Regions from separate parts of the Homo sapiens genome. Here region 1 is linked to region 2. The links are chromatin loops, found by intact Hi-C in ENCODE. Cell type or tissue: heart right ventricle. All regions are shown on one strand. Each heading gives the region's core, and the rest is flanking DNA. Links, peaks and the distances in the headings are about the cores only.

Region 1 (8,338 bases), core at 229-8,228, 1.3 Mb before region 2:
TGGCCAAGAGAAGGGAATGGCATCCAAGGAAAACATGTCAGGGAGATTCCCTGGATGGAATCCCTCTCAGCCTGGCTGGCTCTAGCTGAGATAGTGAAATGCAAGATGCCAGTACCAAACGTATTCTTGGTATTTAGGACTACTCACTTAAAGAGTTATCGAAGATCATTCTATTAACCCCAGGCAAGATGAGGTCTAAACCTTGGTTTCCTGAAGTTTTACTCATTTAATTATATATTCCCTACATGGACCTAGGCTTTAAATAATTTTTTTTTTACCCAAAGGCATTCAGCTGCTAATCGAAGTTCATAATCTGCATAAGATGACAAGTGTGACCCAACTGACGTCAAAGAAATGCACTGTTTTGCTTAGCCCAGGTGGCGTTGCCTAAAAAGGTATGATTTCCACTGGGCTTTCCAAAATATTGAACATACCTTAAACTTTTCCTAGATCTCCAGGGACCCAGGAGCCCCAGGTTGGGACCATGATGAGCTGGGATAGGGACGTGGCAAAATGTGGGGACACTGTGTGCGTTATTCTAAAAGATTTCTTTTTTCTTTTATTATTCTTTTTTTTTTACTTATTTTATTTTAAGTTCTGGGATACATGTGCAGAACGTGCAGGTTTGTTACACAGGTACACATGCGCCATGGTGGTTTGCTGCACTCTAAAATATTTCTAACAGTTGATTTCCCCCATCTGTTCTCAGCCTGCTGGTAGGCAAGAAGGTCATCTTTATTTTGTACTCCTCTTTATCCCTTTCTCCGCCCTCCCACCTAGGTGGTGATCTTCCCATTTTCTCCGCCTCTCAGAGCTGGGCTTTCCCCACACAGTGTTGCTCTCTCCTGGGAGCACATCTCGTCAGAGCAGCTGCTGCTGGGGAGCCTCTGCCAGGGTGGGTCGTCAAGGCTGGTCCCTGCCCTCAGGATGCTCAAGAACATGCTGGGACAGAGGACACGATATGTAAATCGTTTGATTACAATACAGTGTAAGACTTAAACTATGGATCAACGACAACCTGAGCTAGAGGCTGATGGGGCATTGTTAATGGCCCAATTAATTGCAAAAATTAAAACAGCAAATACTGGTTTGGTCTAGCTCTGTGAGATGTGCACTGTACTTCTTCACAGACCTTATTTTGCTTGAACCTCACACCAACCCTGTAAGGTGGATTGATAAAGAGGGCATCTGTGTTCTGGTTTATAGAAGATACAGGCATCATCATTCTCTATTATACTGATGAGAAGACCAAGAGTGAGAGAATTCACAGCTACTAGGTGACAGGGCCAGGGCTGAAATGCAGATTATCTTGATTCCACTCAGCCACAGCTTTCTGAAGTTAGAGGAGAAGCAGGCCACATTGCACTGAGATAACATAAAATATATTTTGAGATGGTTGAGACTCATGCCAGGTCTGATGAGGTAGGATTGAGATGGGTGAAAATGATGGCATGTGAATCCCAGGTGGGTGGAACTAGCTGGAAACAACAGCTGCAAAGCAGTGGTTGCTCAGAAGCAGGGGCCTGCCTTGCCTGGCGCCAACCACTCCCAACAACTCCCACTGTTTGTGTGTCCACAGGCATTTTCAGCGGTGGGCCTGAGCCCTCTTCTTCAGAGAAGCCATTCCCCTGCCTCATTCCCAGGCCATTCTCCACCACCCCTGCCATAGCCCCCAGCCCAGGCAGGCCCTGCAGCTGATTCCCACCCTGTGCGGGAGGTGGCTGAGTCCAGCAAGGACCTCACCAGCAGTGTCCTGTCCAACCACTGCAGCTCCTGTGCTGAAGACACCACCCCCTGGCACAGGGTTGGCAGCACAAACCAAAGAGCCCGGCCTATCTTCTCCATGGTGGGCAGCCAGGCTGGGACCCTAGGAGGCAATTCCATGCCAGTGCCAGCAGCCTGGTGAAGTGGTACATGACTCCCCATCACACAGCAGACAGGGGAGGGAGAGGCCATGGGCAGCAAGGGGACTTGGCATGCGGAGCTGAGAAGGGAGAACCTGGCTCTTTCCAAACTGATGGTATGTCAAGCCTCTGAGCCAGAAAGACCCTCCCTTCCCTCTCAGGGCTATAGAAGGATGGCTGGCTTGGGAAAATATGACCACACAAGATGTTACTGGCTCTCTTGAGGCTGGGCCTGATACAGGCAGAGAAAGAAGCTACTGAGAAAAGTATCCCTACCATAGGCCGGTAAACCTCGAGAAAGGCCTCGAGGCTCCATCGTATGAGCCAGCCATGTGCTGTGATTGCACAAGATGGAAATGTGATTTTGGACTGTATTTATGCACAGAGAAGGTCAGGATCTGTGGTGCTCAATGCTGACTGCTCATAAGAATCACCTGTGGTGCTTTGGAAATCCATGACAAGTGAAACTGATATTTTTAAAAGCCCTTTGATGATTCTAACGCACAGCCAGCTTGAGAGCCGCTTGTCTAGCTAGAACAAGAGAGCTTTCAGTTCCACTGTACTCTGCCTGGTGAGAGCATCTAGAGCATCCTGGCACCATATTTTAAGGGACCTTCAACAAATTGGAACAAACCCAAAAGAGGATGATCAGGATGGCAAGGTCCCTAGGAACCATTTCATAGGAGAACTGGTTGAAGGAATTAGGTAAACCAGGAAAGGAGATGACTTCAGAGGCTGTGCTGGGCATCTCACACCTGCAATGGGAGGCATGGGGAAAGGGTCACGCTCCTGGAGCAACTAGCTCAACGGACAGGCGGGGACATTTCAGCTGACATGAGGAAGACATTCCCAACTGAGCTCTCCCAAAATGAGGGGGCATTTCCTAAAAAGTAGCGAGCCTCCCATCACTAGACATATACAAGCAGAGATGGTGCCCATCAGTCATCAGGCTGTCATGCAGGAGATGGGGAGTTAAACCAGATGGCTTCGAAGGTCCCTTGAAACTCCAAAACTCTGATGCTTTATGTGGCCTTGTTATCCTTTATTCATTTCACAGATCTCTCCTGAGCACCTACCATGTGCAGGTGCTGTTCTAGGTGCGGGGACACAGCTGAGAAACAGAGCCTCCGCACTAGTGACTCACATTGTGGTGAGGGGAGACAGATAATAAATAAACACGTATGCAACGGGTCAGGAAGGGGCAGGAGCTCCAAAGTAAAATTAGGCAGCGTCAGGAGAGAGTGATGTGGGTTGGGAGAAAGACGAATAGACACCCGGGAGGAGCTGTGCGAGGTGCGCTCTGTGGCTTCCTCCCATCCTTTGTCTCAGGAGCTTGTTTTCCCGTAGCCAGGCATAAAGCTGCCAACAGGGAGGATGGAGAAGTTTTAGGCGTCGCCTGCTGGCCCTTCCGAGCAGGTGCGTGCACGGTGTTTCCATGCATACTTCTGGATCCTCACCCCAGGAAATACAGCCAGCTGGCTATGGGCAGTGGGCTCGGGGCTACAGTTTCAGCAGGGAGAATGAAGGTTTCTTGGGAGGAATAATACGAAAGGCATCAGAGAGAAGAGAAGGGCAGGCTGGGGTAGGCCTAGGAAGCAGCAGGGCAGGCTTCCCCGTCCCTCTGTGAGCCAAGTCTTTGTTTGATGATGGCTTTTAATACCCAAGGCAAAACTTCTCTTCTCCGGCCTACACATCCCTAATCCTTCGGTTGATGCTCCCTCTCTGCTCATTTCCTACAAGCACCCCTCACAACCCCTCACACATGCGCACACACACGCACGCACACACACATGCACTGGCCCGCGAAGTTCCGCGTCAAAAGCCCCTTACTGCCACCCTCTAGAGGAGTCGAGCTCCAGTGATAATGTTCCTTTGATTCTTCATGGCCTCCAACCCCGCCCCCTAGGTTTTGATTTCAGGACTGGGGCAATTTGCTGAAGACCCGGAGTTCACAGAGGTCTCAACCCAGAAGCTGGCCTCCGCCTGTGACAGCACAGGAGACGAGGTGGAGTGCGAGGCCCACAGCGTCCTCAGCGGGGCGCCCCGCGGAGCCCTGCAGAGGCCCTCTTGCCTTTAGTGAACTGCGGGGACCTGGCCAATGCCGGCAGGGGCCAGCGCAGAAAAGCCTGGGAGATGCGCGTCCAGGGCCGCGAGTGCAGGGAAGCTGCGGGACCGCAGAGTCCGCTCGGCAGCCGGTAGTCAGGGCGCCGGGGCGTTAGGCTTCAGATTTACTTCAATGTTCCTAATGGGCTTGCTTCAGAAGTGCTCACTGTTCTCGCCACCTGAGGAACCGCATTTTCATGTATTTGTATTGGGACAAGACGCGGAGTCCGGTGTGTAAAGGGCCTGCTTTGAGGGAAGAAAGGCCGCAGCCCAGGGTGAGTTCGCAGAGACGGCGGGTGAGGAGGAGGCGGGAGATCAGGGACGAAGGGGAGGGCAGAGGCCCCTGCCTGCTCCTGGCACTGCAGGCCCTGCGCCGCGAACCTGCGGCCGCCTCTGGGGAGAGAGGAGCCCGGCTTCCTGCGGCGCTCACCAAAAGGACCCGAGAGCAAACGGGTGTCTTTCAACTCAGCTTGTAATAAAAGCATTTGCACATATCCTGTATGAGCCTCCCTGTCTCCAGAGAAACAGGGCCTGTGGATTTGGAGAAGGGAGCGGGGCAGGACTTCTCGCGAGGACCCCAGCCCAGCCCACAGAGGGAGGGCGAAGCAGCCGGAGCCGCGGAGCTCCGGGAAACAGGCGTGGGAGCCGGGGCCCAGGGCAGCAGTGCAGCTCACCCCAGACCCGGGCACAGCGGCGGCTGCCCGGCCACCTCCGCCCGCCCGCGACGGGATCACTTGACCTACACCCAGCACGCGGAGCTCCAGCCCAGCAGCTGGGCAGGCAGCCGAGAAAGGAGCTGGCGCCGCCCACAGGGAAAGGGCACCAGCGCCCACCAAATGAAGATGTGCTGAGCTTCTGTGGAGCGCTCTTTTGTTTTGTGGTTTGACACTTTTCTTGCAGTTTTCATTTTTTGATTTGTTTTGGGCTTTTTTTTTTTTTTTTTTTTTTTTTGGTTTTTATTTTCCCAGAGGAGAGGAGAGGAAGGAGAGTGTTTACAAAGTCCTGTAGCCACCCACTTTGTTTTCACTTTTGCCAGTGTAACTCGGGTTTGGTTTTCTTGTATTATTTAAATGGTTGTGGTTTCCTTTACCCAGGTAGGGTTCAATAGAAGCCTTTGTTGGAGAATTATACTAAGTATTGTGTATGCCCAATAATTTGTTATAAATCCCTTAAGTAGTAATCCTTTTTTTTTTTCCTGGCTTGGTTTAGTTTTCTAATGTAAAGGTAATTGGCAATGCACTTGATATATCTTGCACAATATAGGTAATTGAGTTGGGTTCCATTTTACCCTGGGTGTATAGGTAGGTGTGGGAGGGAGGAGCATGGGTGAGAGAGTCTTTGTGTGTGTTACACATGTGTGTATGTAGTAGGTTGTGTACATATGTCCAAATGTGTATGCACCCATATCGTGTGCCCATGGCACCTGTGAGTACACAATCCCCCTATTCTGGTTTAATTGTGCGGAGATCTAAATCTGGGACCGTTTGAATACAAAAACAGACCACTGTCTCTACTTCTAAGGTGGTAATCCATAACTCTTTGCATTTCTGTCCCACAAGATAATGCAAAAACAATGCAATAATATTCATTTTAAAATATAGTTGTGAGTTCCCTTGGCATTAAAACTATATTTTAAAAAAACACAGAGAAATTTAAGGGAAAAACTCAAGAAGGCATTTTGCTTCGATACATCTCATGTAATTTTTTATTACTTTGCTAATGTTTCTGTTGAAGAAACTTAAATTCAGGTCAGTTTCAGTATTTTTCAAATTTTTTTTAATGGAGTTACAATTGTGCCAAGTGAATATAATGATTATATTTTAATTCACTTCTTGTGTAATTTGCTGCATGTAAATCATTTTGTATTTGGAGTGTGACAAGGGTTACTTCTGAACACTTAAGTGCTTTTCTCTATGTGATTGAGGGAAAGGGAATGATTTTTCTTTTAATTTGTATGATGAGCAAAGGTATTGTTGCAGTCTCACTGATGCATCTTATTGTAGCAGTTTCTCATTGTTTGAACTAGTACCCAGGGTTCTTTGTCCTACATCCAAGAAGGTTAAGGAATGTGGATACAAGGATGAGGTTGGAGCAAAAGTTTAATAAGCTAAAGAAGAAAGCTCTCCGCAGCAGAGGGGAGTCCGAGTGGATTGCCAGGTTGCAGCTGATTGCAGTAAACTTCTATAAGCAACTGCTCTCCTCCCTGTAACTGTTTTAGTAACTTTTTACCAGTAAAGCTGTCCGTGCAATTCCCCTTATGCAGCTGTAGGTATGTCTTTAGGCAGGCACAAAGCGCCACTTCTCTTATTTATATAACTGTGGGTTTGTTTTAGGTAAGTCCCCCTCCTCCCTGTGCCAGTTTCTGTGGAGCCCACCGTGTATATGCCTGAAAAGGGGAAGAAACTTTTTCCTGGGAGTTTGCTAATTATACAAAGAACAATGGGCTTCTCTGCAGGACCCTGTCTGCTTATCTGTGTGCATGTGCAGCCTGAGGTTTTACCCATGTTTGTTTTTGTTTGTTTGTTTTGTGTGTGTGTGTGTGTGTGTGTGTGTGAGTGTGTTTTCCTGTTGCTCTGACTTTTGAGGCAGGCTGCTTTTGCAGTCCAAGTATTCCCCAACTGATTTTTCCCTTTCCTTCTCCCTCATTATTCTGGTATCTGTAAGTCATTATTCTGGTATCTGCAAACAAGTTAGGACATTGCTGTTTTGAATATCTTGTGTTTGCTTCCATTTCCCTCAATTTTTCTAAAATCATGTGATAGGTATATTTGTACCACGTCTTACTTTGTGAAACCAAGACCTGTTTTATTCTTTCTGTTGTTTTTTGAGATGGAGTTTCACTCTTGTTGCCCAGGCTGGAGTGCAATGGCGTGATCTTGGTTCACTGCAACCTCCACCTCCCAGGTTCAAGAGATTCTCCTGCCTCAGCCTCCCGAGCAGCTGGGATTACAGGTGCCCACGACCATGCCCAGCTAATTTTTGTATTTTTAGTAGAGACTGGGTTTCACCATGTTGACCAGGCTGATCTCAAACTCCTGACCTCAGGTGATCTGCCTATCTTGGCCTCCCAAAGTGCTGGGATTACAGACATGAGCCACCATGCCCTGCCTGACGTGTTTTATTCTTGTCTTCACTCTATCCACTCGTTTTGGGTTCTTTGGCTTCATACTTCTCCAAGAACAATGCTTCACTGTGAGGTGTAGGGAGGCATTCTGACCAGCCTCTGTGTCCCTGAGCTGGCATCAGAATCCTCCACAGAAGAGGTGGCTGACCTTCTCTTTATTGCCACAGCATGGACTTCTGTCATTGGTTTCCTGGGGAAAATGTGCACTGACTGAGAGTATGGAAGTAGTCTCAGGCTGGCTGGAGGGAGGGGCCTCCTCACTCCAAGCCTCTGCTCTACTCAAACGCAGACATCAGGGGCTCAAGAAGGGAAACTGGGTGAAACCATTGTTCATCCAAAAATCAACTCTGTCATGCTCATTTCTCTATCCTTTCCTCACTTTAGACCAGGCTTTCCTCCAGCTGCCATGGAGGGGACCAGGACAAGGGAGGAGGCAGCAAGCAGGAGCTCACAGTGGTGGAAACAAATTTTGTGGGGGCAACTCTTATGCTAGTTTGCATCTCCCTAGAACATTGCCCTATGGTGTTGTGTCCTTCAAATGTATTTTGACAATGATGGTTGAAAAGCAACTGCTTTGGGGAAAATAGGACCCAACTATTCACCCTGAATTGGCTCATTGAATCTCTTGTAGTCCCAGTGTTCAGCCCCTCTTGGCACTTGTATCAGCAAGCTAGAAATTAAAATAGACCATCATCCATTCCTCAATGACGATGAGTTGTGCTTTCATGGACTGATTCATGAAAAAGTGGAGAAAGTGTCAGTAACTCCCAGATTAACTGTTTCTAGAGTCTAGAAACAAGAGTCTTTGTGGTTCTCCAAGTTCAGCCCATCTAGATTTTCTTGGTTCCTTTTCATTGCCATAAAGGTCTTCTAGAAATTGACTTTAGGTAACATCCTTTTTCTAGTTTCCCAAGGTTTCTACCACTGCGCTGCTAAGATTCTAGTTATGATGGTGATGGGGGCCCTTTTGAACTGACAACTGGTTCTTGCTGTATATTTGGCCCCTAGATGGAAATTTGGAGTTTTGACAGACCCAACACACACACACTCTCTCTCTCTTTCTCTCTCTCTCTCTCTCTCTCTATCTTTCTCTCTCTCAAAAGTTTTCTGCTGCCTTCTCTTTTGAATTTTTCATTCCCAGGTCTCACTGGACAGTGGCATGGGCTATGGGGTGGGCTCCTGCCCACAACTCCCAGGGTCCTGCCAG
Region 2 (8,338 bases), core at 188-8,187:
CAAGGTGAAATATTACAGTTTCCTTTCTTTCTATCTCAAAATTTCCTGCATGTTCGTAGACTCCTGCTTGCTTTGCTCTCCCATAGAAGAAAGCCTTATTAATATCTTGCCTCCTTCATGAGGCTAGTGTTTATACCTGTGTTTGTGTGTTTTTTTTTAAATTGAGGCATAACTAACATGTATTAAAATGCACAAATCTTAAGTCTTCAGTGCAATGAGTTTTGACAATTTTATGTGCTCTTATAATTATTCCCAAAATAACGTAGACAATTTCCATCACCCCAGAAAGACCTTCCATACCTCCTTCCAGTAAGTTTCCACCTCCCCTGAGGCAATCACTGTTCTGATTTTATTTTTTTTACGATAAGTTAGTTTGGCCTAGAACTTTATTTTAAAGTGATAATTTGGTATGTATTTTTGGCATCTGGATATTTTCATTTAGCACAATTTTTTAGTCTTATCCATGTTGTTACATATTACTTTTTATTGCTGAGTAGTATTCTATTGAAATTAATCTTAGATAATTTGTTTATCCATTTACTGTGGGTGGATACTTGTTTGTTTACAGGTATGGGTTATTACGAATAAAGCTGTTGTGAATATTCACTTCCCAATCTTTGTATGTTCATTTTTCTTGGGTAAATATATATTTATTTATATAAATAATATATAAATATATAACATATAATATATAATATATAATTTATATATTTAATTTAATTTATATATTTAATTTATTTAAATATGTCATACATATTATATATTATTTACATATTATATAATATGTAAATAAATATATTAATAATTATATATTGTATATTAATTTTATATAATTTATATATTTATATATTATATATTTTAGATAAGTGATATAATCAAGCAATATATAACCTTTATACTTATATATTTATATGTAATATATAAATATATAAATATAGGTGTAGAATTTGGGTGTTTCTTTAATGTTTTCAGAAATTACTGTATTAGTCTGTTCTCATATTGCTAATAAAGACATACCTGAGACTGGGTAATTTATGAAGAAAAAGAGGTTTAATGGATTCACAGTTTCACATGGTTGGGGAGGCCTCACCATTATGGTGCAAGGTGAAGCAGGAGCAAAGACACATCTTACATGGCAGCAGGCAAGAGAGTGTGTGCAGGGGAACTGTACTTTATAAAACCATCAGATCTCCATGAGACTTATTCACTATCAGGGCAACAACATGGGGAAAACCTGCCCCCATGATCCAATTACTTCCCACCGGGTCCCTCTCACAACATGTGGGGATTATGGGAGCTGCAATTCAAGATGAGATTTGGGTGGGGACACAGCCAAACCATATCAATTGACAAACAGTTCTCCAAAATAATTGTGCCATTTTTCACTCCATCAGCAATGGGGAAAGATTCATTTGCTCCATATCCTTTTGAACATTTGGTGCTGTGTTTTAGCCATTAGTGGTCATTAATGTAGAATCCACATGTGTTCCTGATTCTATTTCTCTCCTCTTCTATTACCACAGGCTCTCTCTTAGGTCTTCAAATTCTCTCCAGTCCACAACTTCAGCATGCCCCAGATCCCCCTAGGGAATCTTTCTCAGTTGAGGCGCTCCCTCCAGTTGTTGTCTTCACTCTTTGCTTTTGATCAAATTGGCAAGAAGAATGGTTAGCGCCTGGTGCTTCTCCTTTGCACCTGTTCACACAGCTGTCTAGTGCATTCACTGCTCTGCCAGCTTTTACTCCCTTAGTTTCTCTGCAGTGAAGAATATGACACTGTTGATCTCCTTCTGATTTTGAAGCTCTTTATTTCATTGCTTCTATCACAGTGCATTATTTTGCTCTTCCAAATCCAACATCTGCTCTTCTTCGACCCTTCCTATAAATTTAGGGACAGCTAAGAAATTCACTTCATATCCATTGCGTACACACATAGAGTCCAAATGTCTTAGCATTCAGGGCTTTCCATAATCCTGCCACTTTCCTCCTTATTCTTCACTCCTCTCCCATATTGTGTAAACCCAGACCCCAGCCAGATTGGCCATTTGTCAATGTATGAGAAATACTAACCTGCCAGGTTACATTTTAGAGACTGTGACTGAGGTTTTAAATAGAGAACTTTCCTAGTTCATTTAAAATGTGGTTTCATTTACATTTTTATCATTTCATGGTCAGTGGCTGTCCAAAATTAAGTTACTGGGAAATAACGAGAATGTCTATGTACTTACTCAAGATTTGGCAGTTGTTTGTATGTAAACAGATTGCTAATGATTAAACTATTTTTGTGAGTCCCTCTCCCCTACTGCAACTCCACTCATTTATACTGTGATTACTAATGAGTTGAGGTTGCGTTGTTTTAAATCCATCATGTGCTTTGCAAGGAATCTTCTCTCAATCTTTCCTTTTCCTTTTGTAATGACTGCAGTAAACACCGCGGAGACCTGAAGACAGAGCTGCCCAGGAAGTGCTGGGTGGGAGCAAGCTTTGAGGAATCCCCTGGTTTTTGTTTACATTCTCTTGAAGGAGTTGGAATGTCATCATTTTCCTTCATTGCATAAATATTTCTAACAGAGGATAATTAAACAGGCCAGACTGCTTTGTCAAGTGCAAGAGTTTCAGTAGTCTCCCTTGTCCTGAAAATCATTTTCCCACCCCATTCACCCTTTACAATCTTTCCCGGAATCCTTTGTTATCTTGTCCCCTTGAGCTCCTGTGCTGCCTGAAAGACTTGGGATGACTCAAGATATAGGTGAAAAAGGAATAATTTTTGGAATAACTCAAGGTGAAAGAGGAATTTTTTTTTTAAGAGAAAAGGACTCACTATGTTGCCCAGGCTGGAGTTCAGTGGCTATTCACAGGTGCGATCATAGCACACAACAGCTTCAAACTTCCAAACTCCTGGGCTGAAGCGATCCTCCTGCCTCAGCCTCCCGAGTAGCTGGGACTAGTCTGATTCAATTAAAAGAATAAGAGAAATGTGGATAATCATTGAAAATTTCTTTCTGCATACATTTGTCTTACTTTAGGGTACCAAGTGCCTGAACATTTTTTCTAAAGCCCAGTAGGAGATCAACTTTACCCAGACAATTAAATTTGGCATATAGGCTGTTAGACATAATCAAAAGGCTTTTAAATCTAAAAATGCTCTGTGTAGGCCAGGAAGAGAAATAGGAAGGACAGAAAGAGGAATATGCATGTTCCACCCCTGTCTGTGGCCTGCAGGGTCTGTCCCAGGAAGCATGAAATAAGGCCCCTTCCCTTCTTGGTGACTCCTTAGCAATTCTGCCAACCTCCCTCCCATTTGTACCCTCCTGATATAGGGCCCAGTTCCCTTAGTTTGGTGTTTTCATGCCTTGCCTCTTGTCTGCCGGCCAGCATAGCAGGGCTCTCTTCCCTCAGCTTTCTGGCCACCCTCCTCCTGCAAGTGACAGGGACAACAGTAACTGGCACTTAAATGGCACTCTGCTCAGCACTTCTCATGTCTCATGAGCCTGCCCACACCAGTTGTCTAGGACAAGCCCATCACTCTCCCATTACAGACTGAGAATCACGTGAGGAGAGAGCCCAGGGCCAGGAAACTGATGCCAGTGCTTTCTGCCACATCATGCTGCCTCACTACCACCTCCTGTGTGTTCTCCTCAAGACTAGCAGCTGGGAGAGCTTAGTGAGTTTGAGTCTCAGTTCTACTGCAAAATTACATGTGACCTTGGGAAAAGGATTTTACCTTGCAGTGCCTCCAACTGCTCGTGTATAAAGTGCAAATAATACTAGTAACTACATCTTTCATGAGTACTAAATACAATAATGCGTGTAAGTCCTCAACATAGGCCCTATTACCCAATGAAGATGAAATAAGCTTTAACTATTATTAATTATCATCAGCCCAGGGACATAATTTCTCACTTTCAATTTGAAACTCAGGTCCTTGGTATAAAATATGCAATGAATCAGAAGTAGATAATGCATTTTCTACCCCTGCAGTTGAACAGCTCGGGGAAATTTAAACTTTGCTGAGGCTTAGTTTCTATCCGTGTGTGTGTGTGTGTGTGTGTGTGTGTGTGTGTGTGTGTGTGTGTGACAGAGTCTTGCTCTGTTGCCCAGACTGGAGTGCAGTGGGCTGATCTCAGCTCACTGCAACCTCCAGGTTTTAGTGATTCTCCTGCCTCAGCCTCCTGAGTAGCTGGGACTACAGGCATGAGCCACTATGCTTGGCTAATTTTTGTATTTTTAATAGAGACAGGGTTTCACCATGTTAGCCAGGCTGGTCTCGAACTCCTGACCTCAAATGATCCGTCTTCCTCAGCCTCCCAAAATGCTGGGATTATAGGCGTGAGCCATTGTGCCCGGCCTCCATCTCTTTAAAACAAAGGGTGAGAACAAGTGATCTCATAGAATTATCCAGCTGCAAGAATCTGTGGTTTTAACTACAACTACAGGTTTCTGGTCTTTTAACTGAGAAGTAAAAGAAAAAGAAGACCAGAGAAGAACTTGAAAGTCCCTTTTCTCTCCAGAGGAAGTACTTGCATTGTAATAGCATCCTGCCTCTGCTGAAAAAAAAAAACCCATCTGTGAGGCTTCTGGTAGAAATTTGAGCTGGGAATCTTGCTGGAGAGGAGAAAGGAGCAAGTGGAGTTAGCATTTATTGCCTCCTACTATGTGCCAGACACTCGGCTAAGCATATCACTCATGTTCTTTTACTCCACTCTTACAGGAACCTAGAGAGGTAGAGATTATTTAATAATAAGCACATTTCTCTTTGGCCACTGGGGCTCCTAGAGATGAAGCATCTAACACATCATTCAACTGGTGAGGGCAGAGCTGAGATTTAGACCACCCCAAGCCTGAGCCTAAACCCAGGAACACGCATTAAACTGCATCATCAAAGCATCCTTTTAGCTATGGGGCAAATGAATCCTGACTAAATTAAGTTATTCTCAGCTGCCTTCCCTTTTAGGTCCCTACCTGGGAGCATTGTTTTACACTTTCCCTTAATCTTGAAAGGATTTAGCATATATATTTGCATACACTTTGAAGTGAAACTGGCTTGGGACTAGTTTATCCCAGCCCGCCCCCATGCGCAGAACCAGCCCTGCAGATGCAGAGGAAGGCACAGTGGGGCAGGTGTTCCACTGCCTGGGTGCAGAGCAGTGACCTCATCTGGATGACGATAGACACCAAGAGTCGTTCCAAAGAAACAAAGGAGAGGAACTCAGGACTAACATTTCCTCAGGACCTACTCTGTGCCATCCCCAGTGTGAGGTGTGTGTGTGAGCTGCATCTCCATTTCTGCTGCCCTGTGACTCCATCTTACCATTTCTCAGTTTCCAGGTGGGAGAAGGGTAGGATGGGGGGTGGGAGGGAGGCAAGTGGCCTATTCTCTGAATGTTAACTGTTAGGCCAGTGCCACTTTTGCGCCACTCTGTCTAATGAGTTTGACTGTGAATTGACTTTTTTTTTTTTTTTTGAGATGGAGTTTTGCTTCTGTTGCCCAGGCTGGAGTGCAGTGGCATGATCTCAGCTCACTGCAACCTCTGCCTCTGGGTTCAAGTGATTCTCCTGCCTCAGCCTCCCGAGTAGCTGGGATTACAGGCGCCACCACCACGCCCAGCTAATTTTTGTATTTTTAGTAGAGATGGGGTTTCACCATGTTGGCCAGGCTGGTCTCAAACTCCTGACCTCAGGTGATCTGCCCACCTTGGCCTCCCAAAGTATTGAGATTACAGGCATGAGCCACTGCACCTGGCGAAAATATTTTTTAAAATTCTTTTAACCACATAATATGAATCTGTGTCCTCCACACAGTTCCACGTGGCTTCTGTAGAAAGTCAAGCAGAAAAATTAGGGTGAACCCCTAGTAAACTAGATGCTATATTTCCATTACATTTCCCAGGTGTGCTCAGTAAACTTGAATCTAAAGGAAGCTACATAGAATATAATCTGATTTTCTTTTCTTTCTGTACAGGAAAGATAGTAGAGCTACAGAAACATGTGTGCTCTGTAAAGATCATCTCAGTCAGACGTTTACAATTTGACTTTCACAATTCAGTTTTTTAGAAGAGCTGGTAAAGTCAGTATGCCAAAAAAAACCATGATCTTTTTCATTTGTTGGGAACATCAATTTTGAATCCAACAACAACAGACACCCCGACAAAGGAATAGTAATTAAGAGGTCTGCCCAGCATTCCAAGTTCACACTGTGGTTAATGGGAAATTTTACTGCCACCAAGAGGGTCGCCAAATCCATTTATTTCTGTTACTGGCATTTCCTACGTTCTCCCCAAATGTCAATACTTTTTCAAAGCAAGCATCTACTTTCAGTTTAAATGAATATGTCATGAGACTTTAGACAGGAATCCAAAAAGTTCTCTAAATTGACAAACTTACCCAGTACTTAATTACTAAAAGAAAAATGTGGCGAAACCTTGTTTGCTTTTGCTAAATATCTGTCACTGACATGGAGCCATGAAAGTGACACGATGCAAATGTTTTTACTTAACACACAGGAAAAACAGTCCCAATGCTGTGTAACCAAAGGGAAAATTCCCTGTGAAACTACAAGTGTTTAATGGCAAAATTCGTACATTCTAAACAAGATCTAATTTCTACTTAATGTTTCTCTTATGAAATTAATGATGATGTCACTGGTCCCAGGAACACATTCTCGGGAATTTTTTAGCCTTTTGGAAGCTCCCGGGGGAAACATGAGAGAGTTGAGTTTTGCTGCAAAATATTAGGAGATTTTTATTTTTGTTATGATGGATAACACAGGAGCTAAGACTTGGATATGCAATCAAGGATATTCACAATACAGCCCCTATGAGAGAGAAAACTGCCTCTTTTCATTGCAGTATTACCCCAGAGTTCTACTCTGCCCAACCCCATCCTGCCACATTTCCTGGTATCCAGGAGTATCTTTCATGGGGCAAATTAACCAGCCAGTGCCACCTTTCTCTTTTGGTCAGATTGTCCCAGGGAAGTCTTCTTTATCCTGTCTTTTTAGCTTTCAGCATCCTATTATATTTAGCCTCCTCTGCAGGATCAATTGATCCATGCTAAGCAGAATCACCTGAGAGGCTTAGAATCCTAATGATTCCTGGGCCCCACCAAGACCTGCTGAATCTTATCAGTCCTGGCATTCTGCACTTTACCAAACACCTGGAGAGTTTTACGCACCAGAATTTCAGAAGTGTTGATTTAAGAGAGAAGTAAAGACAAAATATTTTAGATCACGGAGGATTATTATCAGTCGTCAGCTGGTGATGCTGTTTAGCAGTTAAGGAAATTCCAGATGCTGCAGGGCAATAATATTGCCAAATTCTGGAGCAGTTTTACGCTTACCTGCACTTTTTACCTATGCAGGGATCCCCAAGAGTTCCATCAGTGCCGGTTGAACCCTCTACCAGAAGCTCTGAGAGTCCTTGTTGTTCTTGGTGTCTTTAGTATCACATGAGTTCTTAAAGGGATTCAGAGTTTTCTGTGACTCCAAAATCAAAGTGTGTCTGTGCCTGATTGGACAGGATATATACTGATGTTCGATTTTATCTATTTTTCACCAATTATGGGCTAGTTAACTCTGGCCTTTCAATATAACTCAGAGAAATGACCCATGGACTTGGTCAGTTCAGAGAAGAAAAGTTATTTTAATATTTTTCCCCTTTGAAATTGACTTGTCAATTCGGTCTAAATGGCTAAATTAATACAATGCTATGAATTTAGGTATGATAATTATTAGATTAAAAATCTATTGTGGGGCCAGGTGAGGTGGCTCATGCCTGTAATCCCAGTACTTTGGGAGGCCGAGGCAGGCGGATCACGAGGTCAAGAGATTGAGATCATCCTGGCCAACATGGTGAAACACCGTCTCTCCTAAAAATACAAAAGTTAGCTGGGCGTGGTGGTGTGTGCCTGTAATCCCAGCTACTTGGGTGACTGAGGCAGGAGAATTGCTTGAACCTGGGAGGCGGAGGTTGCAGTGAGCTGAGATTGCTCCACTGCACTCCAGCCTGGGCGACAGAGCAAGACTCTGTCTCAAAAAAAAAAAAAAAAAAAAGCAACAGTGAAAAACTATTGTGGTATCAGAAACAAAGAAAAATTTCTCTGATGTGTAACCCAAGCTTTTTATGAATGGTTTGAAATGTGGAAGGATATTATTTAGGAGAGACTATATCAAAAATGGCACATTCTCCTTGGTTTTAAAAATTAAGAAAAGAATAGGTTTCAATGGGTGATTTTTAGAAACATTAAATGAGTTAATAATAAAAGCCAAAACATAGACAGTACCTACCAAGTGCCTGAGATGCATGGGGGTCAGATAATTTGCCTAAGGAAACACAGCTAGTAA

The links. A loop is a pair of places that touch in the nucleus more often than their neighbours do. Peaks named below come from ENCODE experiments on the same cell type or tissue, not always from the same donor. Only the 100,000 strongest peaks of a DNase experiment are listed, where the experiment ranks them.
Region 1: a loop joins it to region 2, with 2.7 times the contacts of the local background. A loop is called at or near these places in 2 of 110 quality-filtered maps.

Annotation. Positions count from the first base shown.
Region 1 is chr12:30,818,926-30,827,263 of GRCh38, reverse strand. No RefSeq gene overlaps it. Among named protein-coding and RNA genes, the nearest start is that of LINC00941, 27 kb to the right of the region's middle. In heart right ventricle, for the core only: CTCF peaks have their summits at 3,933 and 4,809; DNase peaks (open chromatin) are centred at 4,006, 4,166 and 4,703; H3K4me3 peaks cover 2,106 bases; H3K27ac peaks cover 1,881 bases.
Region 2 is chr12:29,541,366-29,549,703 of GRCh38, reverse strand. The region is part of intron 10 of TMTC1 (transmembrane O-mannosyltransferase targeting cadherins 1); the gene reads left to right. The region is part of intron 5 of LOC105369714 (a long non-coding RNA gene); the gene reads right to left. Among named protein-coding and RNA genes, the nearest start is that of OVCH1, 48 kb to the right of the region's middle. In heart right ventricle, for the core only: no CTCF peak of the experiment used is centred there; no DNase peak of the experiment used is centred there; H3K4me3 peaks cover 687 bases; H3K27ac peaks cover 2,089 bases.